Linked DNA regions of Homo sapiens: regions 1 and 2 are each linked to region 3. A link is an interaction called in ENCODE POLR2A ChIA-PET data of the cell type or tissue named here. Cell type or tissue: OCI-LY7. All regions are shown on one strand.

The links. Peaks named below come from ENCODE experiments on the same cell type or tissue, not always from the same donor. Only the 100,000 strongest peaks of a DNase experiment are listed, where the experiment ranks them.
Region 1: POLR2A ChIA-PET joins it to region 3 with 14 read pairs; 4 of 35 experiments call an interaction of 5 or more read pairs at or near these places.
Region 2: POLR2A ChIA-PET joins it to region 3 with 17 read pairs; 2 of 35 experiments call an interaction of 5 or more read pairs at or near these places.

What each region holds. Positions count from the first base shown.
Region 1 is chr12:110,209,126-110,217,125 of GRCh38, reverse strand. It overlaps IFT81 (intraflagellar transport 81), which reads right to left. Exons shown (of 19, transcript NM_014055.4): 18 at 7,910-7,955. Among named protein-coding and RNA genes, the nearest start is that of ATP2A2, 68 kb to the left of the region's middle. In OCI-LY7, no CTCF peak of the experiment used is centred here; no DNase peak of the experiment used is centred here.
Region 2 is chr12:110,672,931-110,680,930 of GRCh38, reverse strand. All of the region lies in intron 3 of HVCN1 (hydrogen voltage gated channel 1), which reads left to right. Among named protein-coding and RNA genes, the nearest start is that of HVCN1, 12 kb to the left of the region's middle. RefSeq lists enhancers at 3,059-3,418, 3,469-3,608. In OCI-LY7, no CTCF peak of the experiment used is centred here; DNase peaks (open chromatin) are centred at 2,391 and 3,220; H3K4me3 peaks cover 1,192 bases; H3K27ac peaks cover 1,431 bases.
Region 3 is chr12:110,373,244-110,381,243 of GRCh38, reverse strand. It overlaps ANAPC7 (anaphase promoting complex subunit 7), which reads left to right. Exons shown (of 11, transcript NM_016238.3): 9 at 3,627-3,851; 10 at 5,028-5,178; 11 at 6,911-8,000. The coding sequence ends at 7,100. Among named protein-coding and RNA genes, the nearest start is that of ANAPC7, 26 kb to the left of the region's middle. In OCI-LY7, no CTCF peak of the experiment used is centred here; DNase peaks (open chromatin) are centred at 4,903 and 7,703; H3K27ac peaks cover 3,396 bases.

The sequences.
Region 1 (8,000 bases), 160 kb after region 3:
TTGCAATGAGCTGCAGTCGTGCCACTATGAGACTCTAAGTCAAACTGCTTGCCTTTCTAGTTCTCCAACAAAAACCAGCTAGGAGGATATACATGACATATTACTCAAGAATGTACAGTTATAGCTCATATAGCTTTAAAATAATTCATTTATTAGCCTAAGCCTGAGAAATGTCCACATTTTGTTTTAGAATTTCCATTTACATAAAAATTTCTCAAGAAACCAACAGGATCAGTATATTCTATATACTAAAACCTAATACTTATTTATTCAAGATATAATTATGAAGCACCTGTTATATGTCAGGTATGCTTGGAGTTTCAAGTGGAAAACAGGACTCATGCTATATAGGTGGGCAGATCACCTGAAGTCAGGAGTTCGAGACCAGCCTGGCCAACATGGTGAAATCCCATCTGTACTAAAAATACAAAAATATGAAATACAAAAATTAGCCGGACATGGTGGCATGTGCCTGTAATTCCAGCTACTCAGAAGGCTGAGGCAGGAGAATTGCTTGAACCTGGAAGGCAGAGTGAGCCAAGATTGTGCCACTGCACTCCAGCCTGGGCAACAGAGTGAGATTCCGTCTCTGGAAAAAAAAAAAAATTAAGGTGAATAATAGGAGGCTGGGGGCTGGGCACGGTGACTCACACCTGTAATTCCAGCACTTTGGGAGGCCAAGGCAGGAGGATTGCTTGAGCTGGGGAGTTCAAGGCCTGCCTGGGTAACATGATACTCTGTCTCTACAAAAATAAAAATTAAAAAATTATCTGGGCATGGTGGTGGCACATGCCTGTAGTCCTAGCTAGTTGGGAGGCTGAGGTGGAAGGGTCACTTGAGCCAGGAATTTGAGGCTGCAGTGAGCTATGCTCTCACCACTGCACTCCAGCCTGGGCAACAGAGCGAGATCCTGTCTCTTAAAAACAAAACAAAACAAAACAAAACAAAACAACCAAACCAAGGCTAATAATAGGGGAAAATAAAAGTATTTACTTGGTAAGATTATGTTTTCAAGTGACATAATAGATATTGAAATACTTGATAAATTATCATGTATTATATATATCCTTGTTATTAAATGTTATATTCTATCTTATCCTGAAACAGTGTATACTCTATTTATGTCCAAATAAATCAAATTGTATGCACATATACTTCAGAGAGCAGGCCCAGTGATTACGAAAATAGTACACTATTAAATAAGCCAAAATCCTTCTTAGAATTGTTTTTGTTACTAACATCTTAGATGGTCCACCTGCCAAAACTGTTTTACTCATTGACTCTAAAATTTTAAACAGGAATAAAAGAATCTTCAATAAATTACAAAAATATACTTTAGTTCTATATTATGGCAAATTGAGGAAGGGTGACTGAAAGCAAGAGTAGACACAAAGTCAGAGACAATAAGTGACACGGTAGGAAAAAAGAGAGAGAGAATCCAGCCTGGGCAACAAAGTGAGACGCCCCTGTCTCTACAAAAAAAAAATTTTTTTTTAATTAGTTGTGTATGGTGGCACATGCCTGTGGTCCCAGCTACTCAGGAGGCCGAGGCAAGAAGATCACTTGAGCCTGGGAACTCAAGGCTGCAGTGAGCTGTGACCATGCCATTACACTCCAGCCCAGGTGACGAGTGAGACTGTCTCAAAAAAAAAAAAAAAAAAAAAAAAAAAAAGAAGAAGAAGAAGAAGAGAAGAAAAAGAAAAGAAAGGAATTCATTCATAATCCCATGTGCTAGAGACAACTACAGTTGACATTTTGGTAGAGAAGGTGAAAGTGCACATAGAACGAAATGCAGTGTGTTGGAAATATCTGTACCGACACCGAGTGTGAGAAAATCACCAAGAGGGACAGAAAAGCAAGCAGAGACACAGAGGCAGAGTGCAAAGGAACAACCTCATCCTTTCCTCTTTTAACATACGGTCAATATACTAGTTGATCTGAGACACAAATGAGAATGCTGGTAGTTGGTACTTGCCTAAATAAGAGGATTAACTAAGCTGAGGACCAGAGTCAAACCACCCATTAAATACTGCCCACCCAGCTATGCATAATGAAAGCAAAGTTAACAGCAAACAGGAATAGAAAACAACACAGAATTTTAAAAATATAAATATAACCAGTAAATTTTTTGATGCAATACCTGGCATATTAATACATCTATTTAAGTTTATGTTACAAATAATGTATCTTACAACAAATATTTTATCCTTATAAACTAAAAAGTATTTAGAAAGGCCATTAAGGCAGACCAAGAATTTTAAGACTTCTGCACACGATTTTAAATTAAGGCACTACTTAACCTGTAACTTTTCTTATATCATTGGAATAATTTCCTTGTCAAAAAATCCTAACAACCTATAAAAGTTATTTAAAGAACCAAAGACAGGATGTGGGCACTGTCTGTGTCAGAAATATTAAATTTAATTTGCTTCATAACCATGTGTGTTTGAAACCTTTAACTTTATGAATACAACTGATGTTAGTATGTATATATTTTAAATCTTATTATCATTTACATTTGTTTACAGTTGCAATGTACAAAAATTACTAATCACTGATTTCATTGTTCTTTAAAGGAGGAGATGGTGGTATAGAAGGGGGGAAACTCAGTTGGCCTGAGGAGGTCTATGGATGTCCAGTTTATATTGGCTTAGAGGGCTTAGACTATCATCACTTTGAAAGGCTGGGTTTGTTCTGTTTGCCTTGAAAATTTAGATCTACTCTAGAAGTTTGAGGATTAAGAAGCTTTGCTTCTTAAATGATACAGTCTGACATTTGGGGAATGAGCTAGTCATTGGTTCACTTGCTTAAATATACTTGATAAATTTTGAGTCTCTATCTCAAAAAAAAAAAAGTCAATTTTGACAATCATATAAAATCTTACAAATCCAAAAATCTCTAGTTAAAATATTATACAAATGAATGTTTATAATTTGATTCAAATATGTGCTTTCAAATATGAAAATTATTTCTTTTTTTCCTTTTAAGTATGGTGTGTCATCCCATAAGTGAAATAAGGTACACAGAATTCACTATTCTCCCAGTAAATGGAGGAATCAGCTTCAAGAAGGCTTCCTTTTATTTTTTATTTATTTTCTTTGATATAATGGTCATTTATTCACAAATCACAGGTGAACACTTTTTAGAGAAATGGCTAATTTCAGGTTTGAGACAGAAAATGTACAGTATGAAATTAGAACATTTTGTCACACCAGAAAACAAAGAAGCCATCAAAGTCTACTAGGATTTTTTCAAAAGGATTCAAAAGCTGACTTCAAGAGGCTTCCACTGGCCAAATTTGAGTACGAATGGGACTAATAATCACAATAGATTGAAACATATCAAATATGTTCAATCTAAAAGTCATAAGATTACTTTTGAAGGATGATAAAGAACCAACTCATCATTTTGAAAACCAGTAAATAGTGAATCAAGCAGTTATTGTACCTTTCTTATATGAATGTAACTCAGGGTAAGTAAACAGAAGATAAGGAGAAGTTGCTCTTTACAGAATTATTCCAGTCAATAAATGAAGAATGAATGACATAATCAGAATGTTACCACTGTGCAACTTCTAATGAATTAAGGATCTAGGAAATGATTATCAATGGCTGTCTACATCATAAGAAGAAAGCCTCCTGATAGAAGCACATACCACCATCTATGAAGTATTCTTGCCAAATATCAAAACATATTTAATCAAGCTTCTAGATCTAACTACCAATTCACAAGATATACTGGGGACAGAAGAACATGCTAATTGACACCAAAGGGTTACCAACAGCAAAGTTCAAAATGTTGAAAACCCACTAGGACAAATTACCGTTTTTTTTTTCTTTTCAACAAATAAATTGTAAGGAAAAAATGATGTAATGGGGGAGTAACCTGGAGAAAGAGAGACTTAAGAGATATATAAGCTAATAACAATGTATGGACTCTTATTAGGATCCTGATTCAAACAAATAAATCATAGTGAAGTTTGAACATTGGGTATTGGATGTTACGTAATTATTTTAAATTCTTTTCGGTAGGATAATGGTATTGTGGTTATGTTCAAAAAGAGTGTTTATGGTACATACTGAAATGTGATGAGATAAAATAATAAGTCTGCGATGTGCTTAAAAATAATTTAGAAAAAAAATTTGGGGCAGGTACTGGATGAGATTATAGACAAAACAAGGCTGGCCACGAATTTAATGATTAGAGTTGGATGATGGATATATATGGATTGATTAAAATATAGTTTTGAAAATCTCCATAATAAAGGCGATCATTTTTTTTTTTCTTTGAGATGGAGTTTTGCTCTTGTTTCCCAGGCTGGAGTGCAATGGTGTGATCTCTGCTCACTGCAACCTCCACCTCCTGGGTTCAAGCAATTCTCCTGCCTCAGCCTCCTGAGTAGCTGGGATTACAGGTGCCTGCCACCATGCCAGCTAGTTTTTTGTATTTTTAGTAGAGAAGGGGTTTCACTATGTTGGCCAGGCTGGTCTTGAACTCCTGACCTCAGGTGACCCACCCACCTTGGCCTCCCAAAGTGCTGGGATTACAGGCATGAGCCACTGCACCTGGGATGCTTTTTTTTTTTTTTAAGACACAGTTTCACTGTGTCGCACAGGCTGGAGTGCAGTGGCGTGACCTTGGCTCACTGCAACCTCTGGGTTCAAGTGATTCTCATGCCTCAGCCTCCCGAGTAGCTAGGATCACAGGCACATGCCACCACGCCTGGCTAATTTTTGTATTATTAGTAGAGATGAGGTTTCACCATGTTGGCCAGACTGGTCTCAAACTCCTGACCTCAAGTGATCTGCCTGCCTTGGCCTCCCAAAGTGCTGGGTTATAGTCGTGAGCCACTGCGCCCAGCCAAGTTTTTTTTTTTTTTTTTTAAAGTAAGGAACATATCACCTTTATTTACCAATTACTCCATTGTTTTCTATACCATTTGTTTTCTTAAGTTTACTTATAGGTTTCTAGGAGCTAATTCATCTTTCAAGTACAAGCATAGATAGACACACATATGTTTTTAATAATGATTCAAGCCAGGAAAATGTAAATAAGAGTGAATAACTTTGCCATCACCAATGTATTGAGTCATACCAGTAGCTAAACTGTACAAATACATATTAAGACGGAAATGAAGCCACATTTTTTCATTTGTATTTTAAGAATGGACAAGCTTCAATAAATATATAATCATTTACAGGTTTCAGAATATTTGAACAATGAAATTAGACATCCATATATAGTCAGTATTTTAAAAGAAAACTTGCAGCTAAACAACCCCTACCTATGATGCTACAAACTTAGAAAACCTAGTAAGAAGGCTGGGCGCAGTGGCTTGTGCCTGTAATCCCAGCACTTTGGGAGGCCAAGGTGGATGGATTGCTTGGGCTCAGGAGTTTGAGACCAGCCTGGGCAACATGGCGAAACCCCATCTCTACAAAAAATACAAAAAAATTAGCCAGGCGTGGTTTCTATCATTAAAAAAAAACAAGAATAATTAAATCTCAGTTACAGGGGTTTATTTCTATTGCTATAGTCGGAGGAATATGGTATGTTTTCTACAGTAGATAAAAAATAGTTAGCTAAACCACATACTCTATAATGTACCAAAACTAAGATTATAAAAGTTAACTAAGGCCAGACGAGGTGGCTCATGTCTGTAATCCTAGCACTTTGGGAGGCTGAGGTGGGCAGATCATGAGGTCAGGAGATCAAGAGCTCTACTAAATCCAACACTAAGTCAAACTGTTTGCCTTTCTAGTTCTCCAAAAAAACTAGCTCCTGCCTCCACCTCCCAAGTAGCACTCCTGTAGTCCGCTGAGGCGGGAGGATCGCTTGAGCCTGGGAGGCAGAGGATGCAGTGAGCTGAGATTGCACCACTGCACTCCAGCCTGGGTAACAGAGTGAGACCCTTCCCTAATATATTGCCAAAAAAAAAAAAAAAAAAAAAGAAAGCCTAATACGAAGTCCAGGTGTCGTGGCTCGTGCCTGTAATCCCACACTTTGGGAGGCCAAGGTGGGAGGATCGCTTGAGCCCAGGAGATTAAGAGCCTGGGCAATATGGCGAAACCCCGTCTCTACAAAAAAAAAAAAAATACAAAAATTAGCTGGGCATGGTGGCATGCTCCTGTAGTCCCAGCTATTCAGGAGGCTGAGGTGGGAGGATCGCTTGAGCGTGGGGAGGCCAAGGCTGCAGTGAGCCGAGATCGTGCCACTGCACTCCAGCCAGCCTAGGTGACAGAGTGAGACTCTGTCTCGAAAAAAAAAGGAAAAAGATTTTGAACACTAGGTATCGGATGTTAACATCCAATTGTTATTGTTTAACAACATAATTATTGTTAAATTATTTTTGGCATGATATTTTGGTATGATAGTGGTAGGAAACTTTTTTTTTTCACTCTGTCACCCAGGCTGGCTGGAGTGCAGTGGCATGATCTCGGCTCACTGCAGCATTGCCTCCCCAGGCTGAAGCAATCCTCCCACCTTAGCCTCCAGAGTAGCTGCAACTACAGGTGCATGCCACCTTGCCTGGCTAATTTTTGTATTTTTTGTAGAGATGGGGTCTTGCCATGTTGCCCAGGCTGATCTCAAACTCCCAGGTTCAAACAATCCTCCCACCTCAGCCTCCCAAAATGCTGGGATTACAAATAGGTATGGGTCACTTTGCCTGGCCAGAAAACATTATTTTCAATAGTGAAACTGAAGAAACAGAAAAAATGTTGTATAGTGAAACACAGTTAGTCTTCATTATGCAATATAGACTTAAAATCAATGAAGATGATCTTATAACTCATCTAAATCAATCTAGGTAATTTAATTTTTAAATTTCTCATCTACGTACTTCAGTTTAAATATGAGGAAATGAACTCTAAAGTGATTAGAGGGCTTGTTTAGAATCACAAGCCTAAGAGTGAAGCCAAGTCACTTGATGACTGGTCATCTTTCCTCTGAATTATTAGTAAGTATACGTTTTTTCTTTTTTTCTCCTAAGAATGCAAAGCTGGTGTCTTTGTTAAATTGGTTGCTTTATGAAGTCAGCTAGACTAACTAATCAGTTGGTCATTTAAGTCCTGATGGTCAAGGCTATAACTTACTCTCTACCACTTCTAGGAGTGGCTCAGAGAACTAAGAAAAATAATTATACAGTCCTATTTCAGTTGCCATCAGATAACTCTGGCAGGAGGGAGCTGAGCATCTCAAGCAAGGTTTTTCAGTTGTTTGTATTAAATAAATCAATGTTTGTAAAGCGCTTAGACTAGGGCTTAGAACTTTGTGTTTATTAAATAAAGTAAATGAATAAATTTACACCTATCTCATAAAGAGATATCTGAGAATAATTTTTTTTTTTTTTTTTTTTGAGATGGAGTATCGCTCTGTCACCCAGGCTAGAGTGCAATGGCGCAATCTCGGCTCACTGCAACCTTTGCCTCCCTGGTTCAAGTGATTCTCCTGCCTCAGGCTCCAGAGTAGCTGGGATTACAGGCGCCTGCCACCACGCCTGGCTAATTTTTGTATTTTTCATAGAGACGGGGTTTCACCATTTTGGCCAGGCTGGTCTTGAGTTCCTGACCTCAACTGATCCACTGGCCTTGGCCTTCCAAAGTGCTGGGATTACAGGCGTGAGCCACCGCGCCCAGCCTGAGGATAATCTGAAAACTGTAACGCAGAACATTATCATGAACTCTCTGTGATTTAAAAATAGATAATTTTTTCTTTCAAAAATCCATCGTGACTTTATTTCTGTAAAACTAAATTCTTAAGGAAGTCTTCCATCTTTAAAATGAATGAACAATTTCCCCTCAAAAACTGTACTATGACCTTTTGAAAACAATGACAGTCATAAACCATGTACAGTACTGAAAGCCTGAATCAGTTAGACACATTTAAAAAAATAAATAATAATTCTTACCTTTCCAAGGTTTTCTTGTTCAGCAGTATTTTTGGTATACTGTTCCCTAGGGAGTCAACATAATGATTTACTTTCAATTTACTTCAAATGA
Region 2 (8,000 bases), 300 kb before region 3:
TGAGACAGGGCCTGGTTCTGTCTTCCAGGCTAGAGTGCAGTGGTGCAATCTCGGCTCACTTCAACCTCCGTCTCCTGGGTTCAAATGGTTCTTGGGCCTCAGCCACCCTAGTAACTGGAATTACAGGTGTGCGCCACCATCTCCAGCTAGTTTTTTTTGTTTTGTTTTGTAGTTTTGGTAGAGACAGGGTTTCTCCATATTGGCCAGGCTGGTCTCGAACTCCTGGCCTCAAGTGATCCACCTGCCTCAGCCTCCCAAAGTGCTAGAATTACAGGCATGAGCCACCGCACCTGGCCCACTGTCTTTGATTATAATTGTAAAAGATAAAGACAGGTGGGAGAGAAAGAGGTAGATGGGTAGATGATACATAAGTTTGGTGTGCAGGGATTGTTATGAATTTATTTCCCTTTCTTTTGTTCCTTTTTTCACAATAGTAATAAATAGATCAAGGCTATAGGTCTGTTCATGGGGTAAATGGCAGCAGGTCAAGCTGGGGGTATGCATTTGAGTCTGGGGGTTCCAAATGAGGCTGGGGGTTGAAGGAATGAGTTGGTGGCTGAGGACCTTGTCAGAAGCCCATACCAGGGCACAGAGACAGCAAGGGAAGTAGGGATTGCAATGCACAACCAGGGACACACCTTGGGGAACTCCCAGGGCCTGGAACCTGGAGCCTGGAGCCTGTTTGTCATCACACAGAAGCTAGCCTGAGAGGGTGTTGTCAGGAGGACATTGCTGGGGGGCTGGGGAAAGAGCCAGGACCGCTTGTGGCAAATAAGCCTCTTACTGGTTTGAAGAACATGTTCCTTTTCATGATCTGCCCTTATGGAATTAATTGTGTTTTGGAAAAAAGTTGTCTTAATGAGATTGCTTTTAGAGCTTTTTGAGTGTCAGCTCTCCTCGTTTCTGAGAGGAAAACAGCTGTGTTAGGAGAGAAACTGGTGGGGTTTTGTAGCCATGGTGCAGACCTGGCTTGCAGTTCTGCTGAGATAGCCTCATCGGCCCTCCTCAGAGCCCCTCTCTGCCCCCTGCCACCTCCCAAAGCTTCAGTTTTCCTCTTTTTTTTTTTTTTTTGAGACGGAGTCTCGCTCTGTCGCCCAGGCCGGACTGCGGACTGCAGTGGCGCAATCTCGGCTCACTGCAAGCTCCGCTTCCCGGGTTCACGCCATTCTCCTGCCTCAGCCTCCCGAGTAGCTGGGACTACAGGCGCCCGCCACCGCGCCCAGCTAATTTTTTGTATTTTTAGTAGAGATGGGGTTTCACCTTGTTAGCCAGGATGGTCTCGATCTCCTGACCTCATGATCCACCCGCCTCGGCCTCCCAAAGTGCTGGGATTACAGGCGTGAGCCACCGCGCCCGGCCCAGTTTTCCTCTTTTGTAAAATGGGAACGATCACACTACCTCACAGAGTTGAGGTGAGGGTTAAACAAGATTGCGTGCGGAAAACACTTAGCCGGGTGCCTGGCTCGAGCCTGCATTTAAGACATGGGAGCTGCTGGCTCTGTCATGAGGATGAACTGGCTTTTCAGCCCTCAGCTGACCTTGTTCCTTGGCACAGGTGACTGCACTCAGCAGCCACCTCTGGGGAACTTAAGAGCCAGGTGTGTGTGGAAATCCCTGCAGCTCCTGGGCTTATTTCGCATGAGGCATGCAGAGGCCCTTGGTGCAACTGGGGTTCCTTACCCACCTCGGCTGCACATCCACCACCGCAGCACCCAGACCACACCCAGATGGGTTGAATTGGAAGCTCTGAGCCCAGGACTCAGGTTTTGGGGTGCCTTAAAGCTGCCAGGTGATTCCAACATGCAGCCTGGCCTAGGCAGCCCCTCCCTCTACAGAAGGAGGAAAGAGGGATAGCTGAGCTCTGTGTCCTGTGGTTTCCATGGCCAAAGCATCAGTAGATGTTGGCTCAGGTGACCTAGTCACACAGGTGGCAGCTCTTCATTTCTACCTGGGTAACTTTTTCTTTTTTCTTTCTACACTTTTGTAAAACAAATAGCACAGCCCCTGCTCCTGGTTGACATGACTGAAGTCACAGGCTTGGACCAGACTCCCCTCTCAGTCATTCCCAGGGAAATAGGCAAAGCGTGTCCCCCCAAAACTGTGTCTTTAAACTCAACGCATTGGTGAGTCCTGAAATCCATTGAGTGGGCTACAGTCGACCTTTTAAGAAATGAAATAGGGCTAGGTGCAGTGGCTCACACCTGTAATCCCAGCACTTTGGGAGGCCAAGGCAGGCGGATCACTTGAGGTCAGGAGTTTGAGACCAGCCTGAGTAACATGGAGAAACCCCATCTCTATTAAAAATACAAAAAATTAGCCAGGCGTGGTGGTGCATACCTGTAGTCTCAGCTACTTCCTGGGCTGAGGTGGGAGGATCTCTTGAGCCCAGGACGTTGAGGCTGCAGTGAGTCCTAATCATGCCACTGCCCTCCAGCCTAGGTGGCAGAGTGAGACCCTGTCTCAAAAAAAAAAAAAAAAAAAAAAAAAAAAAGAAATAGAATGAAATGGAAAATAAGAGCGCCTCACATAGTAACTTCAGTGCTAGTTATGGAATGTGTGTACACAAGTCAGTGTGTACTGAGATGCAGGGTATGAAATGTGATTTCTTATTGAGAAACACCGCTCCAAACTCCCTTCCCAGCATGGGGCTTCCCCAGCTGTGAGGAGGGTGCAGGGCTGGGCAGTGTTCATGAGGGGTCCCGCAGGAGGAGGGGGAGCTGGGCTTGGCAGCCTGGGTTGGAATCCTAGCCTTGCTTCTCGCTGGCTGTGTGACCTGGGGCAAGTCACTGGCCTCTCTGTTCTCAGTTTCCTCATCCATAAACAGAGACATTGCAGTCCCCGCCTCATGGGCTTGTTACAGTATGTTAATGAAGGTCTTTGCACAGAGCTCAGAAAATATTAAATAGCAGGTATTCTGGGGATAGTTGGAATGATTACAGTTCCTACTCCTGTAAATATGTCCCATATAGTCTGTATGCAGCCCTGCCATCATCTCACCAGGCTGACCGGCTCATCTATCAGGCAGGAGGGTTCCTAACCCTATAGAAAAGGAGACAGTTGGGGAGCATGGCTTTAGGGGAACCTGGGCTGCCAGTTAAGCCCCTCAGCCTGTAAGCAGCTCCTCCTGCCAGAGCTGATCAGCTGTCACGGTGGTTGTTTTCATGAACCTCAGACTTCCTCCCCACCCTAGAGAAGGAAAAGTTTCTACACTTATTTAAAGACTTCCCTGATTTTAAAAATAGGCCTTCCTCAGAACACGGATCCCCTGGGGCAGGAAGGGAGAAGTGCTGGGGGCAGCTGAGCCTGCTGCTTGGAGTCCTCTTGCCTCCCCACAGAGAAGAGATTTGCTCAGGGGTTTCATTCCACCTTCCACCATCCAGGAGGTATGTTTAGCAGGAGCCTGTGGTCTGCCAGGCACAGAGGTCATGCTGTGAACAGCTGGGCCACATGAGAGTGTGATGGGGAAGGCCTGGCCAGCTCCTGAGAGCTGAGATGAAGAAGAAGATAGAGGACAGGGTGAAAGGGGGTTGCACATTCTACGCAAAAGAAGTCACGTGTGCAAAGGTCCTGTGGTTGGAGAAACCAGCCAAGTATGAAAGGCTCAATGTGGCCAGAGTGGGGACAGAGGTGAGAGGGAAGGTGAGAAGATGGGCAGACAGAGGCTAGATAGAGCGTGCAAAACAGGAGTGGGCTTCTGGGAGGCATTGATGTCTTTTTTTTTTTTAACAGACAAGGTCTTGCTGTATCACCCAGGCTGGAGTGCAGTGACACGATCACAGCTTACTGCAGCCTCAACATTCTGGGCTCAAGCGATCCGCCTCTCTCAGTCTCCCAAGTAACTGGGACTAGAGGCGAGCACCACTACACCTGGTTAATTTTTAGATTTTTTTGTAGAGACGGAGTCTCACTCTGTTGCCCAGGCTGGTCTTGAACTCCTGAACTCAGTGATCCCCCTCAGCCTCCCAAAGTGCTGGGATTACAGGTGTGAGTGACTGCACCCAGCCAAAAGTTTTAAATAAGGGAGTGTGTCAGGGTTCCCGAGACCCTATGCCCAGTGTCAGTGACTCACTAGGAGGACCTGTGGGACTCGCATGCAGATGTGCTCCTGGCTCAGATTAATTGCCACAAAAGGATTGAAATTAAAATCAGTAAAGGGAAAAGGCACGTGGGGTGAAGTTCAGAAAAAACCTGGCACAAGCTTCCAGAGCCCTCTCCTGGGTTGGGGGCAGAGGTCCTTGGGGTCACACTTATTTCCTCCAGCAGGGAGTTGTGACAAGATGTGTGAAGTGTTTGCAAGCAGAGCAGTTCCTTAGAGACCCAATGCCCAGAGTTTTCATTGGAGCTGGGCACAGAGGTACCCTCTGCCTGGCACTTAGAAAAATTCCATACTCTCCAAATGAAAGTAGGAGTTCAGCATAAACCATGCTGTTTCCACAAGCAGTCTAGGCACAATGAGCTGCTCTTATCAGGGAATGGCGGGAATTTTCCAGAAGTCCAAATTCCCAGATGCCAGTGGAGGCCAGGCAGGCCTGTCTGAGGAAGGCAGCCTCGGGACCGCTGGGCTGGCCCTTTTCTGCACAGGGAGTGATGTAGTCATGCTTGGAGGGATGCTCTCCTGCAGCTGATGGAGAATGCAGCAGGGAAGGAGAGAGCAGAGAGGAGCTGCGACAGCCTCCAAGTGAGGCAGGGGGTTGGCCAGGGCAGTGGCAGAGGGTGGGGGAAGTAGGTGGCAGATCAGGGGTCATTTAGTTGCTGAAATGCACCAGGCTTAATGCTGGACAGGGCTATAGGGGAGGATGAGTGAAGCTAGGACTGGGGACAGCCGCTCTGGCCCTGCCTGGGTGGTGTTAAGACCCTGGACCAGGAAGCAGCACACCCAGCTGCAAGTCTGTGGACTGTCCACTGACAGGTGGTGGTTACCATGTTGCAGTCTTCAGTTTGCTCCTCTGCTAAGGGAGGTAAGACTGCATCTCAGAACCTTGATCCCATCTCTTATTTATTTATTTTATTATTATTATTATTGAGACAGAATCTTGTTCTGTTGTCCTGGCTGGAGTGCAATGGCATTATCTCGGCTCACTGCAACCTCTGCCTCCTAGGTTCAAGTGATTCTCATGCCTCAGCCTCCCAAGTAGCTGGGATTATAGGCATGCACCACCACCACCCCCAGCTAATTTTTGTATTTTTAGTAGAGATAGAGTTTCACCATGTTGGCCAGGCTGGTCTTGAACTCCTGGGCTCAAGCAATCCACCCACCTCAGCCTCTCAAAGTGCTGGGATTACAGGCATGAGCCACCACTCCCAGTCCCATCTCTAAAATGTCATTTTTGTTGCTGAAAAAAAAATCTACTTTTCTGCCATTTTTTTCTCTGTATTGGCAGAGAAAAGAACAAAGCTAGCGGACTTGAGTTCCTGTGCTGGCTTTATCACTTACTTATGATTTTATTTTATTTTTGGTTTTCTGTTTCTTTTGAGATGGAGTCTTGCCCTGTCACCCAGGTCGGAGTGCAGTGGCACGATCTTGGCTCACTGCAACCTCCGCCTCCCAGGTTCAAGCAATTCCCCTGCCTCAGCCTCCCAAGTAGTTGGGACTACAGGCATGCGCCACCACGCCTGGCTAATTTTTGTATTTTTAGTAGAGACGGGGTTTCCCCACGTTGGTGAGGCTGGTCTTGAACTCCTGACCTCAGGTGATCCACCAGCCTTGGCCTCCCAAAGCGCTGGGATTACAGGTATGAGCCACCGCACCCAGCTTTATGTTTGTTTTTTAACAACGCTACATGAACATATGTATAGCATAATAAATTAAAACAGCAAACAGGTATATATTAGGTTGAATCATATGAAATTATCAATTTCTTCTAGTTTTTATCTACAAAGATGGCACTTTTAAGTCCTCTTTTATATCAGAAAAGTTTTCTTGAATTATATCTTTGTTCTAGTCTATTAATCTCATTTTCTTATTCAGGGATTCCAGTTATGAATATATTGGTTCCTTCTCTTCCCACCTCCACTAAATACTTCATTCACCACTTAACTCCCTGCAGGCTGGATCTCAGTCCAAAAATGGCAATTTCTTAGGGATAAACCTTGTATTTGTTTTCATGCTGCTGATAAAGACATACCTGAGACAGGGAAGAAAAAGAGGTTTAATTGGACTTATAGTTCCATATGGCTGGCGAGGCCTCAGAATCATGGCAGGAGACGAAAAGCACTTACATGGTGGCAGCAAGAGGTGATGAGAGAGAAGCAAAAGCAGAAACCCCGATAAACCCATCAGATCTTGTGAGACTTATTTGCTATCATGAGAATAGCATGAGAAAGATTGGCCCCCATGATTCAATTACCTCCCCCTGGGTCCCTCCCACAACACATGGGAATTCTGGAAGATATAATTCAAGTTAAGATTTGGGTGGAGACACAGCCAAACTACATCATTCTGCCCCTGACCCCTCCAAATCTCATATCCTCACATTTTAAAACCAATCATGCCTTCCCAACAGTCCCCCAAAGTCTTACTTCATCATTAGCCCAAAAGTCCACAGTCCAAAGTCTCATCTGAGACAAACCAAGTCCCTTTTGCCTATGAGCCTGTAAAAATCAAAACAAGCTAGTTACTTCCCTACATGCAGGGGGGTTACAGGTATTGGGTAAATACAGCTGTTCCTAATGGGAGAAATTAACCAAAACAAAATAGTTACAGGGTCCCTGCAAGTCTGAAATCCAGTGGGGCAGTCAAATTCTAAGGCTTCAAAATGATCTCCTTTGACTCCATGTCTCACATCCAGGTCAGGCTGATGCAAGAGGTAGGTTCCCATAGTCTTGGGCAGCCCCGCCCCTGTGGCTTTGCAGGGTATAACCCACCTCCTGGCTGCTTTCATGAGCTGACATTAAGTGTCTGTGGCTTTTCCAGGTATATGGTGCAAGCTATTGGTGGATCTACCATTCTGGGGTCTGGAGGACTGTGGCCCTCTTCTCACAGCTCTACTAGGTGATACCCCAGAAGGGACTCAGTGTGGGTGCTCCCACCCCACATTTCCCTTCTGCACTGCCCTAGCAGAGGTTCTCCATGAGGGCCCCACCCCTGAAGCAAACTTTTGGCTGGGCATTCAGGCATTTCCAAACATCTGAAATCTAGGCAGAGGTTCCCAAACCTCAATTCTTGACTTCTGTGCACCTGCAGGCTCAACACCACGTGGAAGCTGCCAAAGCTTGGGGCTTCCACCCTCTGAAGCCACAGCCTGAGCTGTATGTTGGCCCCTTTCAGCCACAGCTGGAGCAGCTGGACACAGGGCACCAAGTCCCTAGGCCCATGAAACCACTTTTTCCTCCTGGGCCTCTGGGTCTGTGATGGGAGGGGCTGCTGTGAAGGTCTCTGACATGGCCTGGAGACATTTTCCCAAGGTCTTGGGGATTAACATTAGGCTCCTTGCTATTTATGGAAATTTCTGTAGCTGGCTTGAATTTCTCCCCAGAAAATGGGTTTTTCTTTTCTATCACATCATCAGGCTGCAAATTTTCCAAACTTTTATGCCTTACTTCCCTTATACAACTGAATGCCTTTAACAGCAGGCATTGAATGCTTTGCTGCTTAGAAATTTCTTCTGCCAGATACCCTAAATCATCTTTCTCAAGTTCAAAGCTCCACAAATCTCTATGGCAGGGGCAAAATGCTGCCAGCTCTTTGCTAAAACATGCCAAAAGTCACCTTTACTCCAGTTGCCAAAAAGTTCCTCATCTCCATCTGAGACCACCTCAGCCTGGACCTTATTGTCCAGATCACTATCAGCATTCTGGGCAAAGTCATTCAACAAGTTCTAGGAAGTTCCACGCTTTCCCACACTTCCCTGTCTTCTTCTGAGCCCTCCAAACTATTCCAGACTCTGCCTGATACCCAGTTCCAAAGTTGGTTCCACATTTTCAGGTATCTTTTCAGCAATGTCCCACTCTACTGGTACCAATTTACTGTATTAGTTTTCACACTGCTGATAAAGACGCAC
Region 3 (8,000 bases):
GATATTTTTGGAGGTCCCCAGGGGTTACCAATGTGCAGACAGGTTTGGGAACCACTGCATTAGGCATTTTACATTTATTTAGGGCTTTCACTGGATTTGTCACCCCATACTTTCATAATCCATTTTTTCTGATTTTTTTTCTGGTTTTTGGTGAGGGTATAGTTGGGATGGGGTTTTTTTTTTTTGTCCTCCCACCGCTCGCCCCCATCCAGTGTGGCGTACTCATTAATATGAATCTCTCTGTGTCAGACACCATGCAAGATCACTTAGTTTGCCTATTTTTTTTCTCTTACTCCTCTTTTTTTTGAGACAGAGTCTCGCTTTGTTGCCCAGGCTGGAGTGCAGTGGCATGATCTCGGCTCACTGCAGGCTCCACCTCCCGGGTTAATGCCATTCTCCTGCCTCAGCCTCCCCAGTAGCTAGGATTACACCTGGCTAATTTTTTGTATTTTTAGTAGAGACAGTGTTTCACCGTGCTAGCCAGGATGGTCTCAATCTTCTGACCTCGTGATCCGCCCGCCTCGGCCTCCCAAAGTGCTAGGATTACAGGCGTGAGCCACCGTGCCCGGGTCCTGTTTTTTTTTTTTTTTTTTGAGACAGAGTCTCGCCCTGTCACCCAGGCTGGAGTGCAGTGGCATGATCTTGGCTCATTGCAACCTCCACCTTCCGGGTTCAAACCATTCTCCTGCCTCAGCCTCCCAAGTAGCTGGGATTATAGGCGCCCACCACCACACCCAGCTAATTTTTGTATTTTTTAGTGAGATGGAGTTTCACCATGTTGGCCAGGCTGGTCTCGAACTCCTGACCTCGTGAGCTGCCTGCCTTGGCCTCCCAAAGTTCTGGGATTACAGGCATGAGCCACCACAACCGGCCTATTTTTTTTATTTTTATTTGAGATAGAGTCTCACTCTGTCACCCAGGCTGGAGTGCAGTGGTGCAATCTCAGCTCACTGCAACCTCCACTTGCCGGGTTTAAGTGATTCTCCTGCTTCAGCCTCCTGAGTAGCTGGGATTACAGGCATACACCACCACACCCAGCTCATTTTTGTATTTTTAGTAGAGATGGGGTTTCGCCATGTTAGCCAGGCTGGTCCCGAACTCCTGGGCTTAAGTGATCTGCCCAATTCAGCCTCCTAAAGTGCTGGGATTACAGACGTGAACCACTGTACATGGCCTGTTAGGCCTATTCTTTTTCGTGGCCATCTTACCTTGGGCCAGAGTTAGTACTCGTGGGATAACTCCACATCCATATGATAGTGTTGGCTGTGGGAATGGGTCTGTTCATTGTGACCTCCAGAGTGGGCACAATCAGGGTCCAACTTTGTTTTGTTATGTAATATTTTAAGTTCATGTGAATTGACCCTGGGAGTTCAAAGGAGCTGTGCCAGTTTCAGCAACGTTTGGTGACTCAGTCACAGACATTAAAATAGATCTTACAAGATGCAGTTCCTCCAAAACATATTTTTATAAGCATTTAAAAATAAACCTAGGAGTCTAGGAGTGATTTGCTCTTAACAGGAAGATGAGTTCAAATTTGAGAAATAAAATTTGGATGTTGGGAAAGAGAACAAATCTGCTTATATAGCCAGAGAGCTATGCCTCTGGATTTGTTGAGGGGGAAAGAGTATTGTCTTTGTTCTGAAAGAAGCTCTAGCAAACCAACCATTGATTTCAGATTAACTTCTTGATCCTGAAACTGTAACTTCCCTGTCTTCCCAGCTGCTGTTAATCATGTTAATTCCATTATACTGCATGCCTATTTCACCAGAGCTCAGGGATGCGGTTGAATAGTCCGTCCTATAATATTTGGACAGCGGATGTTTCCCAGTTGGCCAGTGAGGCTTCTTAAGCTGCCATTTGGAGATTTAGGTCAGGGCAACTCTGACTACACCCTTTGATATTTCTTACAGTTTCCAGTTGGAGCTTCCTTCTTTTGCTGGTAGAGATTTAGGTTAGGCAAGTGCATTCTGTTTTTTTCTGAAGTTCCAGTAGGGCTTTAGCAGGGAAGTAAAACTATTCAGTAAGTAATTGCAAACAACTGTATGTGGAATCCAACATGTTGCCCTTAAGAGTTAGGTAATTGGCTGGGTATGGTGGCTCATGCCTGTAGTCCTAGCACTTTGGGAGGCTGAGGCGGGTGGAACACCTGACGTCAGGAGTTCGAGACCAGCCTAGCCAACATGGTGAACTACCATCTCTACTAAAAATAGAAACAAATTTAGCCAGGCATGGTGGTGCACGCCTGTAGTCCCAGCTACTTGGGAGGCTGAGGCAGGAGAATTGCTTGAACCCAGGAGACATGGGTTGCAGTGAGCCGAGATGTCACCACTGCCCTCCAGCCTGGGTGACAGAGCAAGACTCCATTTCAAAAAAAAAAAAAAAAATAGTTAGAGTTAGGTAATTTCTGGTTAAGTAACCATAGTGTGTGGAAGGGTGTGCATGAATGTTATAAATGCTGCTAGGGTGGAGGAGTATGCAGAGAAAATCTGCCAAGGATTGTGTGGGTTTGGGGTTTTAAGCTGTTTTTTTGTTTTGATGAGCACTTTGTGCCAAAAAGTTATTCCTCTGTTCTCCTCAACTTACTGGCATGAAGAGTTGAGAGTTGACTCTTCTCAAGGTGGCCTCCTCATAGGGCGTCTCGCTGTGGGTGTGGAAAGAGGCAAGGGCTGCCAGTTGCAGTCTGTTTGGTGCATGTGGTAAGTACTGTTCATCTCGTTTAGGGAAGCCCTCAGCAAGTGCCTTTTGAGACAGCTGTTACGTTTCAAATAAAAGAGTCTTTCTCCCTAAGTTGCTTGACAATAAGTCCTTTATTTGTCAAACTGTAAATTCACTTTAAGACTCTAGGAGCCAGGCCAGGCACGGTGGCTTACGCCTGTAATCCTAATACTTTGGGAGGCTGAGCTGGGCGGATCACCTGAGGTCAGGAGTTCGAGAGCAGCCTGACCAACATGGAGAAACCCCGTCTCTACTAAAAATACAAAACTAGCCGGGTGTGGTGGTGCATGCTTGTAATCCCAGCTACTCGGGAGGCTGAGGGAGGAGAATCGCTTGAACCCGGGAGGCGGAGATTGCAGTGAGCCGAGATGGCGCCATTGCGCTCCAGCCTGGGCAACGAGAGTGAAACTCTGTCGCAAAAAAAATAAATAATAAAATAAAGACCCTAGGAGTCTTCCATCTTAAACCTAGCCCTACAGGTGACCGAATGCAGCTGGAGAATAACTGCTTGTTAAGAGGCAGCAAAACCTTGGGTTTTGTTGGGAACATCATCTCTCACTACTTTGATCTCTTGGCCATATGACAGACTAATCATTAGTGTCGCATTTATTCTTCCAGTGGTCAGATGGGGTGCTCACATGCTGCAGGTTCCTTACATGTGCTTGTTTCCTTCCCTAAACTGAAGGTGCCTTTGAAGGCAGTCTTTTTCTACATCCATCAAGTTCTCTGGGGAAGAGCACTTCTTAGCTATTCCATCAACACTCTTGCCAGTCTAATCTCACCATCAGTTTCCCGTGGCCTGCCCTTTGTCTGAAACTTTGAAGGTTAGCAATTTGGAGAGCTGTCAGAGTGGAAGCATGGGTTGGAATGGTAATGGCATTGAATGTCTTCACGTGTTTTACTTTTTTCAGGTCTTATCGAATGTTACTTAGCCTCCAACAGTATTCGAGAAGCAATGGTAATGGCTAACAACGTTTACAAAACTCTGGGAGCAAATGCACAGACCCTTACCCTTTTAGCCACCGTTTGTCTTGAAGACCCAGTGACACAGGAGAAAGCCAAAACATTATTAGATAAAGCCCTGACCCAAAGGCCAGATTACATTAAGGCTGTGGTGAAAAAAGCAGAACTACTTAGTAAGTGTGTCTTATTTTCTGTCCTGTTCATCATTAATTTTTATAAAACCTGACCTCAGTTGGAGCCCCTTGTCCCAGCTAGTTACAGATGACTAGACAGGTGTGTGCCTTTTGCAGCAGGTCTGAGCCTGCTTGGATTGGTTTATATTTAGCCCAACCAAACGTAGCTGGCTTAGATCTGCTTGGCTTGGTTCCAACCACCTATAATTGGTTGGTATCTATTCGGCTCACTAATTTTTTTTTTTTTTTTTTTTTTGAGACGGCATCTTGCTCTGTCACCCAGGCTGGAGTGCAGTGGTGCGATCTCAGCTCACTGCAACCTCCGCCTCCCGGGTTCAAGCAATTCTTCTGCCTCAGCCTCCTGAGTAGCTGGGACTACAGGCGTGCACCACCATGCCCAGCTAATTTTTTTATTTTTTATTATTTTTTTTTATAGTAGAGATGGGGTTTCACCATATTGGCCAGGCCGGTTTCGAAATCCTGACCTTGTGATCCACCCGCCTCGGCCTCCCAAAGTGGTGGGATTATAGGTGTGAGCCACCGTGCCCAGCCTCGGCTCACTGTTATCTGGTTTGAGTTGTCCTGAATTAGTTGGAGCTGAATATAACTAACTGATTTTAGCCATTTTGAGTGGAGCTATCTGGATGATTTTATGACTTCCCGTTTGGCCCTTTTTTTTTTTTTTCAGTCCTGATTTATGATAAACTCATAATTTGGTTCATTGAATTTGGGCTAGTTGGCAAAGCAGTTTGGCTTTTTAAAGTTAAGAGCCCATTTAAAACATTATAATTCAAACTGCAAATTTCTTTTTTTTTTTTTTTTTTGAGATGGAGTCTCGCTCTGTTGCCCAGACTGGAGTGTAGTGGCACAATCACGGCTCACTGCAAGCTCCGCCTCCTGGGTTCAGGCCATTCACCTGCCTCAGCCTCCCGAGTAGCTGGGACTACAGGCACCTGCCACCAAGCCCGGCTAATTTTTTGTATTTTTAGTAGAGACGGGGTTTCACTGTGTTAGCCAGGATGGAAAATTTCTTAACTGAATAGGGCTTCAGGTGTGCTTGCCCTCGCTTTGTGTTGCACCAGTGTTCTCTTGAGGATGTCTGCAAAGAGATGGTCAGAATGGTAGTTGTGGTTTTTTTGTACATGACTTAAGTGAGGGTCTTTTTTATTCCCCCAGGCAGAGAACAGAAATATGAAGATGGAATTGCTTTGCTGAGGAACGCACTGGCTAATCAGAGTGACTGTGTCCTGCATCGGATCCTAGGAGATTTCCTTGTAGCTGTCAATGAGTATCAGGAGGCAATGGACCAGTATAGTATAGCACTAAGGTAGGCACTAGCCTCCCTTGGGGGAAGGCCACTGAGGAGGGTAGAGGAGGCAGTGAGCTGTGTCACAGGAGTTATGGAAACACACACACACTTTGTGTCCATGGTTGAAAGCAGAATAATAATAGTAATGGTAGAAGAGTTATTTGTGAATTCATGACTTCTAAAAATTTTTTCTTAAAATATATTAACAACATTAGAGAACTGTTTCACTCATAACCATCCCACACCACTATAACATCTGTGTTCATTTGTATAGCTCATCTTCTGTCCTTGCCCACACACACATATTTTTATAGGGCTGTACCTAGTATATATTTTATATTCTTCTTTTTCAAATCAAAGTATTGTAAGTACTTTCCCATGTTTCTATCTACTGTAGTCATTAAGAACTTGAGGTCTGAAGTTTTGAATACTACCTTCACCACCTGTGATCTTGGGCAAGTTACTAACACATTTCCTTGTCTATATCTAGCTACCTTATTAGATATTAAATGATCGAATGAGGGTTAAATGATTATTTCATGTAAAGCTCTTAGCCCTGTGCCTGGTACATAGTAAATGCTAAATAAATAGTGGTATTCTTACTGTTTAATACAGAAGTGGTTTCTTTGAGGGTTGTCTGTGTGTCTGTAAGGTTATGGTGAAGGGCTGTCTTTAATAGAGTCTGATCACATTCAATTGTTCAGCACACAGTTGAGCACCACTTGTGTGCCTAGCATCTCAGTGACAACTGGAGATGCTATGTTTCGGGAGCTGTCAGTCTCAGACATGCAGACTGGCCATGCCATGTGCTAAGGGCTTTCATAGTAGTCTGTAGAAGGGAAGGTGGGAGTCCAGAGGGCAGGAGCCCTGGGTATGGGTGAGAGCTTCAGAGTACAGGATGTGGAAGGCTTCAACCAGGAGACGAGGAGATGTTACAGATCGGTCCGCATTTATATCGGTAGAAACGGTGCCAACATGGGTTTTAGCTGCTTTTTAGAATCTCAGAAGCAAGTGAGAAAATAAAATATCAGACTTCCATTAGAGGTGGGGTTTGCTAGGCGTGGGACGCCTGCTGGCTTGGGTGATGGTCACTAAGGCAAGAGGAAAGATTGCTTAGGAGGCAAATAAATGAATGTTCTAGAGGCTCTGAACTTTGGGGGTGGGGGTGGCGTATGTACTGACACTCAGCTGCTAAATGTGAATGCTTGGGTAGGGGTAGCCTTGGGTCCTGGGGTCTGACCTAGGTGTTTACAAGTCTGTTCCATGGTACAGCGTGATGTTTTTGGTTGGCTCCTGAAATGCTGCTATGTTTAATTACATCATAAGAACATGGGACACCTATACTCAGAGAAATTCCTATTTTTTGTAACCCTGTAGCTCTAAAACCCAACTTTCTGGGAATTCCATTTGAATTTACCTGGTAATGTTTGTTTGCCACTTTTTCATTTGTGTTATCTGGTAGCCGCCTCTAGCAGAATGCTAGGGGTAATAGGTATGAAAAAGTTTAAGAAATTTGTGGAGAAAAACTCAAATTGAGAACTCTAAAAATTAGGAAGAGACTCCTTTTTGCACTTCTGGTGGTGGACTCCCTCAACCCAGCCTTGGAAGCCTGAGTTGTTTGGAGAGGCCAGGCTTTAGCACATTTTTTGGGACTGTGTGGTCATTTCACTGCCGGGCCAGGGAGATGACGAATCAGCCAGCAAGAGCAAGGCAGAGATTCAGGCCTCTCCTTTGTTTTGTTGTCCCCTAGTTTGGACCCCAATGACCAGAAGTCTCTAGAGGGGATGCAGAAGATGGAGAAGGAGGAGAGTCCCACGGATGCCACTCAGGAGGAGGATGTGGACGACATGGAAGGGAGTGGGGAAGAAGGGGACCTGGAGGGCAGCGACAGTGAGGCGGCCCAGTGGGCTGACCAGGAGCAGTGGTTCGGCATGCAGTGAGGGGGCGGCAGCTCCATGGCCGCAGTGGCCTGCCCTGCTCTGAGCACTTCCGTGGACTGAAGGAACCGTAGGAGCCTGCTCTCAGAAGGACAATGATTCAGCATGTGATTGCAGCAGGGGTCTCTGCCCCCTCGCTCCCAATTCCTAGTCGTGACTTCATTTCTAAAACAGAGCCTGACCAACCTTCCATGTATCTCCATCCTCCCCTGCTCCAGCCAGGGAGGACTGAGGGAGTGCCCCGAGACCCACGCACATGTTGGGGCTTCTGGGCCAAGAGTACTTTTTATATAACTAATTTCTAAATCCAAAAGCTCAAGGAATAGACAGTGTTCTGTGACATGGATTGGTTTGAAGGAGTTACCCACCATCCCAGCACGATAATGTCATCTCCCAAGTTGGATGGCAGCACGATCTGGCCCTAGGGAGCTTCCTGTTCCCAGAAGTCATTGTCCTGGGCTATCCAGATGTCCCTAGTAAATCTTGCTTCCTTCTGCAATGTTAGTAATGCCTTAAGCTGACAGTTGCTATTTTGCAGAACAGTTTTCCTCTTTGCTTAGCTAGTAACTTGCCTCTGAGCCTGGGCTGATCTGAGAAACAGGTGTGACAAGAGCATGAACCAGAGGTGCACCTGGGGCAGTTCCCTAATAAAACTGGTTTGTACAGTCATGGTGTTGGGGTGATCAGAATGGAAGCCCTTTTCAAAATAGACTCTTAGTATTTTTGTCTTATTCGCAATGCATTGATTCAGCCCCAGAATTATTTGCCAGAAATAGACTTTCTTCCCCTGGTGTTGGGAGCCAGGAGGGTTGGAAAGCTCAGGAACCCTGAGCTGGTTCATCTGTTTGCATATTGGGTAGGTTAATTTCCCTGGAGCCTGAGAGTCTTTGGCCAGATTTCAGC